2 separate regions of the Homo sapiens genome follow, and region 2 is linked to region 1. A link is a contact called in ENCODE Hi-C data. All regions are on one chromosome and are shown on one strand. The core of a region is the stretch at or near the end of the contact, and the rest is flanking DNA. Distances in the headings are between cores, read along the strand shown.

The links. Hi-C counts contacts between places; a loop is a spot of excess contacts on that map. Pooled maps may share reads with other maps.
Region 2: a loop to region 1 is called in a map of PC-3, with 4 times the contacts of the local background. The contact joins two enhancer-like sites. A Hi-C loop is called at or near these places in 2 of 168 maps with a recorded cell type or tissue (PC-3 and ascending aorta) and 1 of 50 pooled maps.

What each region holds. Positions count from the first base shown.
Region 1 is chr4:53,730,282-53,737,912 of GRCh38, forward strand. LOC100506444 (a long non-coding RNA gene) reads left to right here. Exons shown (of 3, transcript NR_125918.1): 3 at 2,906-4,077. Among named protein-coding and RNA genes, the nearest start is that of LNX1-AS2, 140 kb to the left of the region's middle. Within about 2 kb of position 4,515, at least 2 of the 41 ENCODE cell types and tissues checked have a DNase peak (open chromatin) inside an H3K27ac peak, as active enhancers do; they include PC-3, where a contact is called at or near this core.
Region 2 is chr4:53,777,687-53,785,317 of GRCh38, forward strand. No RefSeq gene overlaps it. Among named protein-coding and RNA genes, the nearest start is that of LNX1-AS2, 190 kb to the left of the region's middle. Within about 2 kb of position 3,350, at least 3 of the 41 ENCODE cell types and tissues checked have a DNase peak (open chromatin) inside an H3K27ac peak, as active enhancers do; they include PC-3, where a contact is called at or near this core.

The sequences.
Region 1 (7,631 bases), core at 3,265-5,764:
CAGGCATCAGACAGAACGGGATTAATGGCTTTACTGATTCTCTCTTCAGCTGCCCTTGAATTTTTAATCTTAATTACTATATTGTTTATTCTCAAAGTTCTATTTAGTACAATACGCTTAGTGTTTTCTATGGCTTCTTTGTCTCTCATTATTTTTTTCCTACCTTAATCACTTTAAACGTTCTTATTTTATAGTCCCTAGCCAAAGCTGAGTTTTGGGAGGGTTTATATCTTCTGTTGATAGGCCTGCTGGCATTGGCTCATGTGTTTGGGGTTTTAAAAACTCTTGGATTGTGAATTCATCTTAACATGGCATTTAAACCGTGGGAATCCTGGATCTCCAAGTTTGAGGGCATCTCTCTGGTGCTACTTTTGCCAGGAATTTTAGGAATGTCTAAAAACTGTTTCTACACTAATTTACCACACAGAGGTCTCCAGTGCCATAGAGAGAGTACAACTTTGAACCCCAAAGCTGGTGAATGCAGGCCTGGAGTTTCAAAAATTTTCCCCCACTCAGAGCTCACTCCAAGGAATGCAAGCTTCTCTGTCATTTTCTTTGGTCTTTTAAGGGAGGGAGGCCTTTCCCTGCTTTTCCCCTTTCACTAAGGGTAGCAACTTCATGTGGGATATCAATTTTTCCTTCTGTCCCAGACTAACCATCAAATCCCAAACTCCTTGGTTTGTGAGATCATCAAATACCCCCAGATGGCCCCAACTTCAGTTCGCAGGTTATTCTCTGGTTTTAGTTGCCATTTCATTTTGGCCCCTGGGATTTTATTTTCTTTCTTTTGAGCTCAGTTGGGACATTTAAAGAGAAGCTGGTTCTAGTTTATACTGCTTTTCCAGGTGTTTCATAGCAGGAGGGTTTCATGTAATGCAATCCACCACATTGCCCCAAATGGAAATTCCATTAGGCCTGTGAGACTCCATGTAAGACTATGCCAGCACCATGTGCCACCCATAGAGAGCTTCCTCTACCACTTTTATCACCTAGAGTAGCACGCACCTTAAGAGGTGCTCACAGGATGTGTGTTGGAGATGACCATTTGGGTGAGTTTCCAGGAAAGCACAGCAAAGCCTGCTGATAATGTGTTTTATGTTAAGGTATCCAGTACAATCATATGTATATGGTGTAATGGCTCCTGCGACAACAGCATTGTATGGGGCTTAAGAGTACGTGCTCCAGAATCAGACTATCTAGATTTAAATTTGGTTTCTTCTGCTTCCTAGTTGGGTATCCTTGGGCTAGCCACTTAACTCTTCTTTTCCCAGTATGTGAAATCGGGGTGATGATGGAACCTATCTCAGGGAGTCACGGAAAAGGGTAGATGAGTTAATGTCTGCAAAGGGCCGAGTCTGCGGTGTGGTCTGGTAAATCTTAGCCTTCGTTTGTTTCAGGGAAAGGACCTGGGCTGGAGAATAGACCCATGCACGAGGTTGGGGTGGGGGCACAAAAGCCCATCCAGATAAACCTGCCCCTTTCCAGAAGTGAGAAAGGGAAGGAGGATGAGGAAAAGGCTGAGGTAACTGAAGAGAATACTGACCCAGTCCTCAGGAGGAAAAACAAAAATTAAGATTCTAAGAAAGGTTCTTCGGGCTGGGCACAATGGCTCACACCTGTAATCCTAGTATTTTGGGAGGCCAAGGAGGGAGGATCGCTTAAGCCCAGGAGTTCGAGACCAGCCCTGGCAACATAGAGAGACTCTGTCTCTACAAAATTAAAAAAAGAGCCAGACATTGTTGCGTGCGTCTGTAATCCCAGCTATTCGGGAGGCTGAGGTGGGGGAATCACTTGAGCCTGGTGGGCTGAGGCTGCAGTGAGCCGTGATTGCGACACTGCACTCCAGCCTGGATGACAGGCCAGGCCCTGTCAAAAAAATAAATAAATAAAATAAAATAAAATATAAAAAGGAAGGAAGGAAGGAAGGACAGAAAGAAGGAAGGAAAGAAAGGCTTTTTGAATTATAGAATTCAATGAGGATGACTTAAAGTTTGTGTGTGTTGGTCTAAAAATGAAACCCCACCGAATGGCATTACCGGCTTCCACAAGCACAGAAACGTCACTGTTTATTGTGGAGGCTGTGAGAAGAATGTGCAAAGCACATTGGCCTTCAATGGAGGTGAAGGTGGGACTAGGAGAGAGTCAGGGGTCCTTTAACATGGGTCTCCATGCTCCCCTTATGCTTCCATTATCTGCCTCTTACCTAATTCCTAAGTGGTCAGTATTGAAGTGCCATGCAATTGCCTTAGAAACTTCTGATGCCAGAAAATTCACTCTCAAAAGGAGAATAAAAGATTAATAGAAGTTCCTAAACATTTTCAAGGGAAACTTGAGCTGACACAAAATGCAAAAAGGTCTGCAGAATTTTAACACATTTCTGATACAGGTTAGAATTAGAATTCTTGAAAAGATTTGTTTAAAGTATGTTTAAAACATTTGGCTACGGGAACAGTTATTTGTGCAAACACTATTTCTAAATGGATTGTGTGGCCCCACCAAGCCAGAGTGTGCAGACTAGGAAGTGGTCCTTGGGCTGCTTCCTCCTAAGTGGTTTGAACACTGGGAAATGTGTTTCTCCCTCAACAAGTGCTTATTCAGCAGCTTGAGTGGCAAAGAAAGGTGATAATGGCCAGATATCAGCAACACTCCATTTAGTTTTTTAAATGGTTGACAACATTTCTAGGAGCAGCTATCTGTGAGTGTTGAGTAAGGATTTTGTGGGACTCAGTTAAATTCAGAGAAAAACTTGCTACAAAGTTAATCAGACATTTTCACTGTTAAAAACATTTTTTTTCTGCCGCATGTTTTTGGATACAAATAGAAAACAGTTCACACAAATTATTGTGATCTGTATGGTTCCTATACAAACACACTGAATCTTTTAGTTTTCATTTTTTCTCTTCAGGATGCCAGTGTCTCTACATCGTGACAACTTTGAATGTGACCATTGTATCACCTACTAAGTCCGGCAGAACTAGAAATTATGGCTGAAGTTCCAGAAAGTTCCAGAAAGCACATTTGGCCTTATAATAGATAATTACTAACTGCAAGAGCTGTGCATTTACTAAATGATATGCTCTGCCAAGGAGCGAGTTCCCCATCACAGAGAGCAGCAGAAGCCATCATCAGGAATGCTGCGTGTGGATTTCTGAGTTGAGTATGCGGTTAAAACACAAGACGCTAGGTTTAGTCCAATCTTAAAATTCTACGATTTTAATCTTTTAAAAATAGTGTTTGCATAGTATTTTTAAGTTTTTGATGAACCTCACATACATGATCTCATTGATTCTTTTTTAAAAAATGGAGGTCACTTTTTCTTGGCTTAAACAAATGAAAATAAATATAAACAATATAGACTTCTGAAGAAGGATGGCAGAATAAAGGCAAAATAAAGACTCTCCTCCTCCAACATCTAAAATATGAATAAAAATAATAAAAATCAGCAAAAAAAAAAAAACCCACAAAAAAACAGCAACAGCAAGAACACAAAGAAATGGGAGCAACCTAACGTCATAGACTTCAAAAAGGGGAGGACAAAGGAAGGAAGGAGAGATTTTAGAAAAGTAGTTTCTCTGTGCTCACTTTGGAAGACTTGGATTACCAAAATATTGAAAAATTGAATCAAAAGCTATTAATCTGAAAAGAAACAAATTAGCAGGGCATATTGTTTTCCTTGAATGCTTTAGGTTATAGAACAGGTTAATAACAATATGAATTCAACATAGTGGGTCCCAAAGAGGAAATGATGAAACAAGAGAATGATCTGGAAAAGTGATTTTCTACTGTCCTATAGAAACAAATTAAAGACCAAAACAATATTATTTTTTTTTAATGATACTTTAGTTCTAGGGTACATGTGCACAATGTGCAGGTTTGATACATAGGTATACATGTGCCACGTTGGTTTGCTGCACTCATCAACTCGTCATTTACATTAGGTATTTCTCCTAATGTTATCCCTTCCCCCGTCGCCCAACCCCACGACAGGCCCGGGTGTGTGATGTTCCCCGCCCTGTGTCCAAGTGTTTTCATTCAAAACGACATTATTATAGAACTGATAAATAGATAAAAATCATCAAAAAAAAAAAAGCTGAATAGGCACAACTCAAAATAAGCTTACAGACAGAAAAAAATCCTTAAGATAAAGATAGAAATTGCATGTGAAAAGCACAAAGCAATTTCAGCCTAGTTCTTAAGCCTGGTTGTAGACAATCTGCAAATAGGACAGACAAAATATTCAAAGCTATAAAACAAAAAAAATTGCTCTGACAAATGCAGAAACGAATCTGCAGATTGAAAGAGCACACCATGACCCAAGAAAAACAAATACTAAATGATCAGCACTGAGACATATCCTCATTAACTTATCAAACTTCAAGGACTTTTTTAAAAAGTATTTTGGCATAGGACATAAAAAGTAAAGGAAGCCAGTTAGGGTTGCCTTTGACACTAACAATCAATTTTGCATGCCAAGCTATAATAAAGCACTACCTAGGATTTCCAAGGGAAAGTGTGACTCAAGAGTATTTCACCCATCCAGAATGAGTTTCAGTATAAAAGTCACAGATAAATATTCTGACCCACGACAGAACTCAGGGAACACACACTCATGAGTCCTTCTTGAGAGGAATTATTCAGTGATGAACAGTCAATTTAGAGATGAATAGAAATAAAATATTTGGAAATATAGAGTCTGGGATAAAAAAGACTTCTTAGGAACACATAATTCATTTGAGTATGGAACTCATGGTATTAAACAATTACGGGATTAATGTTTCCACAACAGAATGTGAATATTATAAGCAAAGATATTGTAAAAATAATATTAGAGCCAAAATTGGGAAGTGAGGGGTAGGGAGATGGGAGGAAGTACAAGTCTAAAGATTTACTCATCTTTCCGATGTGTGAGTCATTCAATATTGTCTAAAACTGAAACATGTTGCTAAAAAAATAATGACTCCAACATTTTAACATTTTTCATAGTATCTTTTCTTAACCTTATTTCCCCAAGAGGGAATATTGAGCAAATAGTATCTCCTGTGGTAAAGAATATTTAATGAAAGGGCAACAAATTTTCAGTTTTATGTTAGTTTTACTTTTCTAATGTTCAATTCAAGTAACATTAAATCCATTAGTTTTTTGAAGAATGTGTATAATATGATCATCTTTATGTAAAAATATTTTTGCCTGTCTATGTCTGTTTCTCTTTCAATCTCTCTTTAGCATATGACATGGCTTGACTCTGTGTCCCCACTCAAATCTCACCTTGAATTTTAAAATCTCCATATGTCAAGGGAGGTACCAGGTGGAGATAATTGAATCATGGGGAGAATTTCCCCCATGCTGTTCTCATGATAGCGAGTGAGTTCTCAAAATATCTGATGGTTTTATCAGGGGCTTCCCCCTTCACTTGACACGCATTCTCTCTCCTGCCGCCCTGTGAAGAGGTGCCTTCTGCCATGATTGTAAGTTTCTTGAGGCCTCCCTAGCCATGTGGAACTGTGAGTTAATTAAACCTCTTTTCTTTATAAATTACCCAGTCTTGGGTATTTCTTCATAGCAGGGTGAGAATGGACTAATGCGGCATACATTTCTCTTTCCTCTCCTCTCCTTTCCAAATAGTAACTGGATTTTCATTCAGATTTCCATCTCTCTGCCAGGCAACCTAAGTACTTCAGGGGACTGTGAACCCAGCTCCAGGGCCAGGGTGGAATGATTGGGCTAAGGATAATTCCTTATCCCAGGGAACTCAGGTCAAAACCAACCAGGGTGTGGCATATTCCTGCAGTAGAATCTGGAATGGGCTTGTGACCCAGCTCAGGCCAGTGAAACATGAAGGAAGGCTTGGCGGAGAATTCTGAAGAAGGAGCTTCTCAGCTTTTAAGAGAAGCTCACCATAGGAAACTCCCTCTCTCCCTCTGGACTTGTTGGTTTAAAGACGCAAAACCTGGAGCTGCTACAGACATTTTTCACCACTGCAAGTGAAGACTTCTGCCCCATAGACAGCGACTGGAAGCTGGATCAGGCCAACCCTGAAGATCACTCTGTCTCTGGATGTCGGTTACACAAATCAATACATTTCCATGTGTTAAAGCAATTCGACTTGGATTTTACATATATTTTTGAAACTGAAAACATTGTAATCTATATATCTACTTAGAAAGATGTGAAATATCCACCTAATAATAATCATTTGGGGTTACTAATAAAAATTATTTTTACTTTTCTTCATTGCTTACTTTATAATGAGCTGTTTCATTTTTTAAAACACAAAAAGTTATTATTCTTGCATATTAAATTGTTAAACATAAAAGTAATATGTACTCATTGGAAAAAAATCCAGACACCTTCTCTTCCAGGTGACCTAAATAGAATTAGGGAGAGAGAAAAATAATGATCTCTGATCAGAAAATATAATAAAAATGATTTTAGAAAGAGTCAACATATTTACTCTGCTTAGAAGTTTACACATATAATCTCATTTAATTTTCACAACATATTATGCAGTAGGAAGCATCATTAGCTCCATTTTATAGACAAAAAAAATCTCTTGCATTCTGCAATTGTCTAAAATTACTTTGAAAAGAGACAGTTTTTAATAGCATAGTTAAAGATAAAAGATTTATAACATACACATGATAGAGAAAATTAATATAGTCATGCATTACTTCATGATGGAAATATGTTCTGAGAAATGTGTTGTTATATGATTTTGTTGCTGTGTAAACATCACAGAGTGAACCCACACATCCTCGAAGGTATAGCCTAATGCTCTTAGGTTACAAAGCTGTACAGCATGTAACTCTACTGAATACTGTGGTCATTATAACAAATTGGTATCTGTGTATCTAAACATTAAAAAGGTACACTACAAAGAGACTTAGACTCCCACACAATAATAATGGGAGACTTTAACACCCCACTGTCAACATTAGACAGATCAACGAAACAGAAAGTTAACAAGGATACCCAGGAATTGAACTCAGCTCTGCACCAAGCAGATCTAATAGACATCTACAGAACTCTCCACCCCAAATCAACAGAATATACATTTTTCTCAGCACCACACCACACCTGTTCCAAAATTGACCACATAGTTGGAAGTAAAGCTCTCCTCGGCAAATGTAAAAGATCAGACATTATAACAAACTGTCTCTCAGACCACGGTGCAATCAAACTAGAACTCAGGATTAAGAAACTCACTCAAAACCGCTCAACTACATGGAAACTGAACAACCTGCTCCTGAATGACTACTGGGTACATAACGAAATGAAGGCAGAAATAAAGATGTTCTTTGAAACCAATGAGAACAAAAACACAACATACCAGAATCTATGGGACACATTCAAAGCAGTGTGTAGAGGGAAATTTATAGCACTAAATGCCCACAACAGAAAGCAGGAAAGATCCAAAATTGACACCCTAACATCACAATTAAAAGAACTAGAAAAGCAAGAGCAAACGCATTCAAAAGCTAGCAGAAGACAAGAAATTACTAAAATCAGAGCAGAACTGAAGGAAATAGAGACACAAAAAACCCTTCAAAAAATTAATGAATTCAGGAGCTGGTTTTTTGAAAGGATCAACAAAATTGATAGACCGCTAGCAAGACTAATAAAGAAGAAAAGAG
Region 2 (7,631 bases), core at 2,100-4,599, 46 kb after region 1:
ATGTCAATTCCATTTACTCCTGGACCTTAGAAATATTGGTTTTCTATTATTCCATCCCAGAGCTCTGATTCACATCTCTTAAATTCCTTGGAAGTCTAAGAGTGAGCTTAAGAGGATGGGGAAAGAGAGCACCCATTGATCAGGGGGCAGGACATAATATGTAATTTTCAAAATAAGTTCAATATGACTGAATCGAAATAAAATGCAGCTTTGTCAGTCAGACATGAAAGGACTTGAATCAGCACCAAGTGTCTTTCCCCGAAAAGCATAGAGATACCAAAAGGGAATCTTATAAAGAAGTTTTAAAATTCAGAAGGAGATTGGAAGTGGCAGTCTTAAAACATACACAAGATAGGGTCTGTAGACAAACTGGGCTTATTGAACTCTTTTTGTCTTCTCTTTTATTTTTCCTCTTTTTTCATAAAAGCTGATAAATATCTGTGTGCAAAGACAGTGGGGAATTCAAGAAACATTTTCTATCTAAAATAAACAGAAATCTTGCCTACTGCATGTGAAAAGCCTTTTTTCCTTAACATTGATATAGTGAGCCAGCCTTAGTTCAGCCTCAGAATTATTTGTCTAGGCATAAAGATGAAAAGCCTCCTTTTTGAGCAAGCTTGCTTATCACTGCTCAGAGACTCTCTCAAACTCAGGAGGAGCCAAGCACAGATCCCCGTCATTAAATCAGAATCCTCTCTGTGCAGAGCAAATGGATGTTTCAGTTCTGTCTTCCTGAGGGATTTGTAGAAGCATCCCAGAAAGGAGCAGAAGTACTATTCCTTTTCCCAGAAGAGGGAGAGAGAGATGCTAGAGAAAAGCCTCCATTAACCTAGGCAGTTTAACATTCCTTTTCTTTCTTTTTTATCGTTATATTTCCCATTTAAGTTCATTTGTGATAAACTAGAAACTACAAATGGGCAAAAAAGAAAATCACTGTTAACATTTCTTGAATATTCCTCAAAGCCTTTATATATAAAACCAAATGGGAGATTACACTAACCTCTTATTTATATTTTAAATTTTCTCACTTAATGATGCATGCAATGAAAGTGTCATAATATATTTAACTAATTCTCAATTGGACAGCTTGGTTATTTCCAGTATTTTCTTTTCTTTCTTTCTTTTTTTTTTTCTTGAGACAGAGTCTCATTCTGTCACCCAGGCTGGAGTGCAGTGGTGCGATCTTGGCTTACTGCAACCTCCGCCTCCCAGATTCAAGTGATTCCCCTGCCTCAGCTTCCCGAGTAGTTGGGACTACAGGCATGTGCCATCACACTCGGTTAATTTTTTGTATTTTTAGTAGAGACGAGGTTTCCCCATGTTGGCCACACTGGTCTTAAACTCCTGACCTCAATTGATCCGCCTGCCTCAGCCTCCCAAAGTGCTAGAATTACAGGCATGAGCCACCATGCCAAGCCTTATTTCCAGTATTTTCTTATCAAAAACTCCCCGTAGCTAAATATTTCCTAACTTATTTCTCTAGGATAAATTTTTAGAGGGGTTGAGTCAAAGATATGTATGTTATGTGGCTTCTTAGAATGATTGTTGCCAAATTACAACTTTCTCAACATTTAACCCCCACTCTAAGTTTTATCAGTCTATACTCCCTTCTCTTATACTCATGACTAACACTGGGTATTGTCTGTCTTTTGCTAATTCAGTATAGCAAAAGTTGTGTCTCGTTGTTTTAATTTTGTTTCTTTAATTACTAGTGAGGTCAAATAATTTTTCATATATGTATTGTCCATTTCTTTTTCTTTTATTAATTTGCTATTCATGCTTTTATCCCATTTTTCTGTTGTGGTATTCATCTATTTCTTTGTAAGAACCTTTTATGTATAAAATATATTCTTTTTAAAATAAATTTTTATTTTTAATTATTATGGGTACATCATAGTTATACATATTTATAGGGTGCATGTGATCTTTTGATACAAGCATACAGTGTATAATGATCAAATCAGGGTAATTGGGCTATCCATTGCCTCAAGCATTTAGGGAGAACAGTATGGAGGTTACTCAAAAACTAAAAACAGAACTACTGTATGATCCAGCAATCCCACAGCAATACACACCAAAAGGAAGAAATCAGTATATCGAAGAGATAAAAGGTATTCTTTATCAGATTTTAATACGTTATATAGTTCTTCAATTTTTGTCATTTTCCCTTTAACTTTTGAATTGTGCTTTTGCCATATGCATTCAAATTATTTTTTCAGATTAAAAAAATGGTTTCTGACCTTGTAAACATGCTTACAAAGTTCTCCACTTATCTCTGCTCTCCACGAAGAGATGGTAGCTTTTAAACAAGCCTATGAACAATGCTTTGTCAAACTTCCATGACTATTCTTGATACACTTTTGAACTAAAAGAGCAGAGGCAGAAAATAGAAGCAGTAAAGCTTAAATTACAATGGAACAACATCCTATATGTTTTTGCTTACTAAGATTGACTTGCTTTTGCTAATTTGTCACAGATTATGACAAGTCCAGTGAAGCCGCCAAATATACACTGATGCTGACATGCATGCTTATTCTTCTTCATTTCAATGCTCAGATTCATTTGGATCCCTGTTTCCTTTGGGAGAGCTCTGAACAGACAAACTCTCCTGACTTCAAGCTCCTTTCTCTGAGCTTCCCTGGGCATCTTGGATGCTTAATGCAGTTTATTTAACTAGAGTGGCTATAAAGCAGAGCTGAGGCAAGAACTTCTTTGTTAACAGAGTGTTTCTCAGAGAATTGTTTGGGATGCAACAGTCATGGATCCATAGCGGGTGGTGGAGGTATATTACCTCAACTCAGGATCATCATCTTTTCACAGGCTAAAAGTCGTGGAACGATTGGCTTCTCTCAATTTCATAGTGGAGCATGCACTTTGCACAAGAGAAGTCCATTTTACCCAAATGGGATTATTTCCTATAGCAAGATAATAGCCAATAGGAAAACCTCGCCAATGTTAGAAATCCACTGTACTAGACATAAGTCTCAGTGTCTGGAGTATATTTCAGTTGTTTGTGCCTGCCCAGCACCCATTTAACCTTTTTGCTTTGATGGAACTTTGATATTCCTTCAGGAAATCTTACCATCCTCACTTTCCAAATATATAATTCCAAAACAGAGAGTGGAGCCCATCCCCTGAAGCTAGCACAGACATAGGAGCCAGACCTAGCCAATCAGAGCCATCCATTCACTATGGCTCCAGTGATTGGTTCAAAAACGGACACACGGCCCAAACTAAACCAATAAAACTCAATACCTAGACTTTCACATTCTTGGAAAAGAAATACATCCTTTCCACTGAAGATACCAAGCTGATGAGTTGAGAGCCTGGGACATTTGGTTACAACCTTGCTCCATCCTGGCTGAGCATGACTGAATGAAAGCAGCCTAGAAAGTCTTCCAAGAAACAGCACATGGCTTAGTCCTGATGACAATAGTGACTCCCTAGACTGACTCATGCCTGAAATTGGTATCCCCTAAAACTATTTCCAGAGCCAATAAACTCCCTTTTCTGCGTAATTCCATGTGAGATGAATTTTTACCACCTGAGTAATATTGTTTTAAATGACAGCTTCTTATTAGCTCTGAACACCTTAGCAATAATGTCAAGAGTGGAAGGAGTACTGGTTTGGGAGTCTGGGTTGTAGTCCTACCTCCACTCACTACTTTCACATCCTTGGGCTAATCGCTTTATCTGTGTGGGCTCACTTTTCTCATCTGTGAAAGAGGTTATTGGAAGAGAGGAATTCTAAATGTCCCTTTGAAGGCCATAAGTCTTGTCTCTGTGATAACATTGTATCAACACTTCAAGTTAATCTGAGGTTCTGGCTCCAACTGCCACCTCCACAACCCAGTGACAAACAACACTGATTTATCTTAAAAGTTGAAAACTAAAAGGTCCATAATATACTTTTAGAAACTAGAAGATAGAACAAAAACTCTGTAAAACATTGCTAGGATGTAGATTTCTCCAGAAGTGTATTAATGAGGTGAGTAATATATTAATACATTAACTATGGTAACTATTGTATAGATTAGTCATAAATATTTTGTTTTAAAAAGGTCTGCCACTCCAGTTTTGCTGAGCTAAAGTAAACGAAGATCCGAGTTATGTCAACAGATGACACAAGTGTTCAGCAGTGAGGCTGTTTGTTCTGAGGAGGGAAACAGGAAGGGAAGCTGGTCCCACTCCCAGTTCTTCTTCATCAGACCTCCGTTATTTATTTGATGAATTAGCAATCCTCACAACTTCAGACACGATCACAAAATGATATTTTGGAAATGCTACTCGGACTGTATAATTCTTCCAACCCTTCGTTGATTCCCAAGTGCCTTCGGGACAAAGTGCAAACCCGTTGGCGTGGCACATGAGCCCTCTGTTATGTGAGCCTGGCTCTAATTCCACATCCCAGTGTCATCTCCTCCCACTCCTCTTTATGTGCCTTACCTAAACTAAGTAAAGAGGTTAATGCATAGAAAATGCTAAACATCTGGCATAATTTCTGGCATTTAGTAAAGGCTTATTATACATGTTGGCTGTCATTATGGCACACTAGTTATACTCACAGTTCCCTAAAGGTGCAGTACTGGTCCTGGATCTGTTTGCCCTGAATCCATCCTCCCTCTTTGCCTGCTGTGTTTTAGTTCACGATGGCTGATCCTTGCAGGCTGCAGTTCACAGGCTCTTGTGTCTCAGACTTCCAGCTGGTTGGGTTAGGCCAGGAAGACACACTGGCAAAAAATGGAGGGTAGAAAGGAGGGAGAAGCCAGGGTATTTCTCTCCTTGTTTCCTTGGGTGATTTCTGCAGCAGTGACTGTCTTCTCTGTAGTTCCAGCTCTTGCCAAAACAGGTCCACTGTGGTTCAGCTTCTGGTTCCTTCTTTTTTCCTTTAGCAGAGTCGGTAGTGGCTTCCTGCTTCTTGATGCTAATCTCTGCATTGCCTCATCACTCGTGTTAACTCTCAGCAGCTCTCTCTACCATATAGCCAATCCCCTGCTTTCCATTCCCTGTGCTGTACATCCTTAAAGAGGTGCCTGTTTTCCTGGAGACACCCTGACTGGTTTGCATAGCACACTCTCATACCTTGGACCTTTGGCTTTTGCCTTATTTCAGCCTCCTCATCCTTAAGACCAACTCCTAGCCATCCTTTCTTCTACCATCTTTGTTCTACCACCATCTCCTCTTGGAAGCTGTCTCAGTTTCTCCACCTGCCACTTCCTGAAGCGTGAGTTGGGTATTCCTCTTCTAAACGCCTCTCTCCTAACAAGTGGTTTGTTCTTGGAAAACTCCAGTACAGATTTAATTTTCTTAAGAGCAAGTGCACTGTCTTACACAACATGGTATCTCAAAACCATCCTATGGAAGATGTTTTCTGAAAGAACGACTAAATGCATAATTCAATAAACACTTTTCAAATCCAGATAAAAATCAATGCAAACTGTCCTTGTGGCAGACAAGGGACAGTTTACAATGATTCACTCAATATGATTATTGAGTTACTCATTCAATAATGATATCCACCCCTGCCTTTTTTTTTTTTTTTTTTTTTTTTTTTGGCCAATAGAGCTCTAGTTCTGTTTGGAACATCAATGTGCCCAGCTCTGAGAAGTACTTGTTTTCCCAGCCTCCCTTGCAGCTCAAGGTGGCCATGTGACAGTGCTGTTGATGGAACAAGTGGAAGACTGCAGGGGAGGATTCCAGGAGGGAAAAAGCCACTCTCTCTTTCCACCCTGGTTTTTCTGTGCCTTGAATGTTCATGTGATATCTGGAGCTATTGCAGCTAATATGAAACTATGAGACAATAAGTGTTGGGGGAAATCTGACACATTAAGATAGCAAAGCAAAAGATAGAAAGAGTATGGTTCTCTTATGGCCTCTTTATCTCTTTTTTCTTCTTCTTACGGTCTCTTATTGTTTCTTTATCTCTCTCTCTCTCTTTTTTTTTTCTTTTTGACAGGGTATTGCTCTGTCACCCCAGCTAGAGTGCAGTGGTGCAATCCTGGCTCACTACAGCCTCAATCTCCTGAGCTCCAGTGATCCATCTCAGCTTCCTGAGCAGCTGGTACTACAGGCTCATTTTGCCATGCCCAGCTAATTTTTATTATTTGAAGATGGGGTTCTGCCATGTTTCCCAGGCTGGTCTCAAACCCCTGGGCTCAAGCAGTCCTCTCTTCTTGGCCTGCCAAAGTGCTGGGATTACAGGTGTGAGCCACTGCACCTGTACTGGGTTCACTGGGTTTCTTGATATGAGAGAAAAATAAACTCTTCCCTTCAATTCATTGTTTTTGATTTTTGTCACTTACAGCCAAGTACATTTCTAACAGATAGGATATGCCATTTAGGGATAATCTATTGCTGTTCTTTTTGGTCATTCCAGTAAAGGATGACAGAGCCACAACTTTATTATCTAGTACCTGTGACTAATTTGAGGAGCCCAAAGAAAATAATAGGATGATGAGCATGATGGTTAATTTTACGTGTCAACTTAGCTAAGCCGTAGTAGTACCCAGGTATTTGATCAAACACCAGTCTAGATGTTGTTGCTATAAAAATAATTTTAGATGAGATTGACATTTAAATTAGTAGGCTTCAGGTAAGGCAGATCCATAATATGGGTGAGCCTCATCCAATCAGTTGAAGACTTTATGAGAAAAAGACTGGCATCCCCGAGAAAGAGAATTCTGCTTGCAGGCTGACTCTGGACTCAAGCTGCAATAGCAACTCTTTCCTGGGTTTCCAGCCTGCTGGCCTGACCTGTAGATTTTAGATTTGCCAGCCCACAATTGTGTGAGCATTTTTTTTTTTTTTTTTTGAGACAGGGTCTCACTCTGTCACAGAGGCTGGGGTGCAGTGGCATGAACATAGCTCATTGCAGCCTCAACCTCCTGGGCCCAAGCAGTTCTCCTGTCTCAGCCTTCCATGTAGCTGGGATCACAGACATTGGCCACCATGCCTGGCTACTTTTATTTTTATTTTCTGTAGAGATGAAGTTTCACCATCTTCCCCAGGCTGGTCTTGAATTCCTGGGCTCAAGTGATCCTTCTGCCTTCGCCTCCCAAAGTGCTGGGATTACAGGTATGAGCCTCCACACCCAGACTACTTTGTAAAACAAAACTCTGTCTGTCTTTATATATCCCTTTCTCTCTCTCTCTCTCTCTCCCTCCACACACACAAACACACACACAGACACACACACACATCACCAATAGAAAGTATAGATTTTCTTAAGAGCAACCACACTGTCTTATATATCCATCAATTGGTTCTGTTTTGCTGGATAAACCTGACTAATACATTGTATATAAAGAAACTTAGGGAAAGAATGAGCTTTGAGCAGGAAACAAGGAGCCCTTGGGATTTATGCCTTAGTATAATAGAAACCATGAAGGATTATCATTCCAAATTTTATTAAGCATGTTTATAATTTTTTTCTTTTCGATATTTTGGCCAAAGAAAAACCTGATCTATCATCTTCATCTCTTTTGATGAAGAAGTAGCCTACATTCCTTCCAGGCTCAATTTTATTAAACTTCAGCACTTTCCTTCTCTCCTCTGTGGAGTCGCATCTGTTAGGACCCAGTGGCAAGCATCTTCACAAGCCAGTTTTCTGCCAAATGCAGATGGGAGTCTCC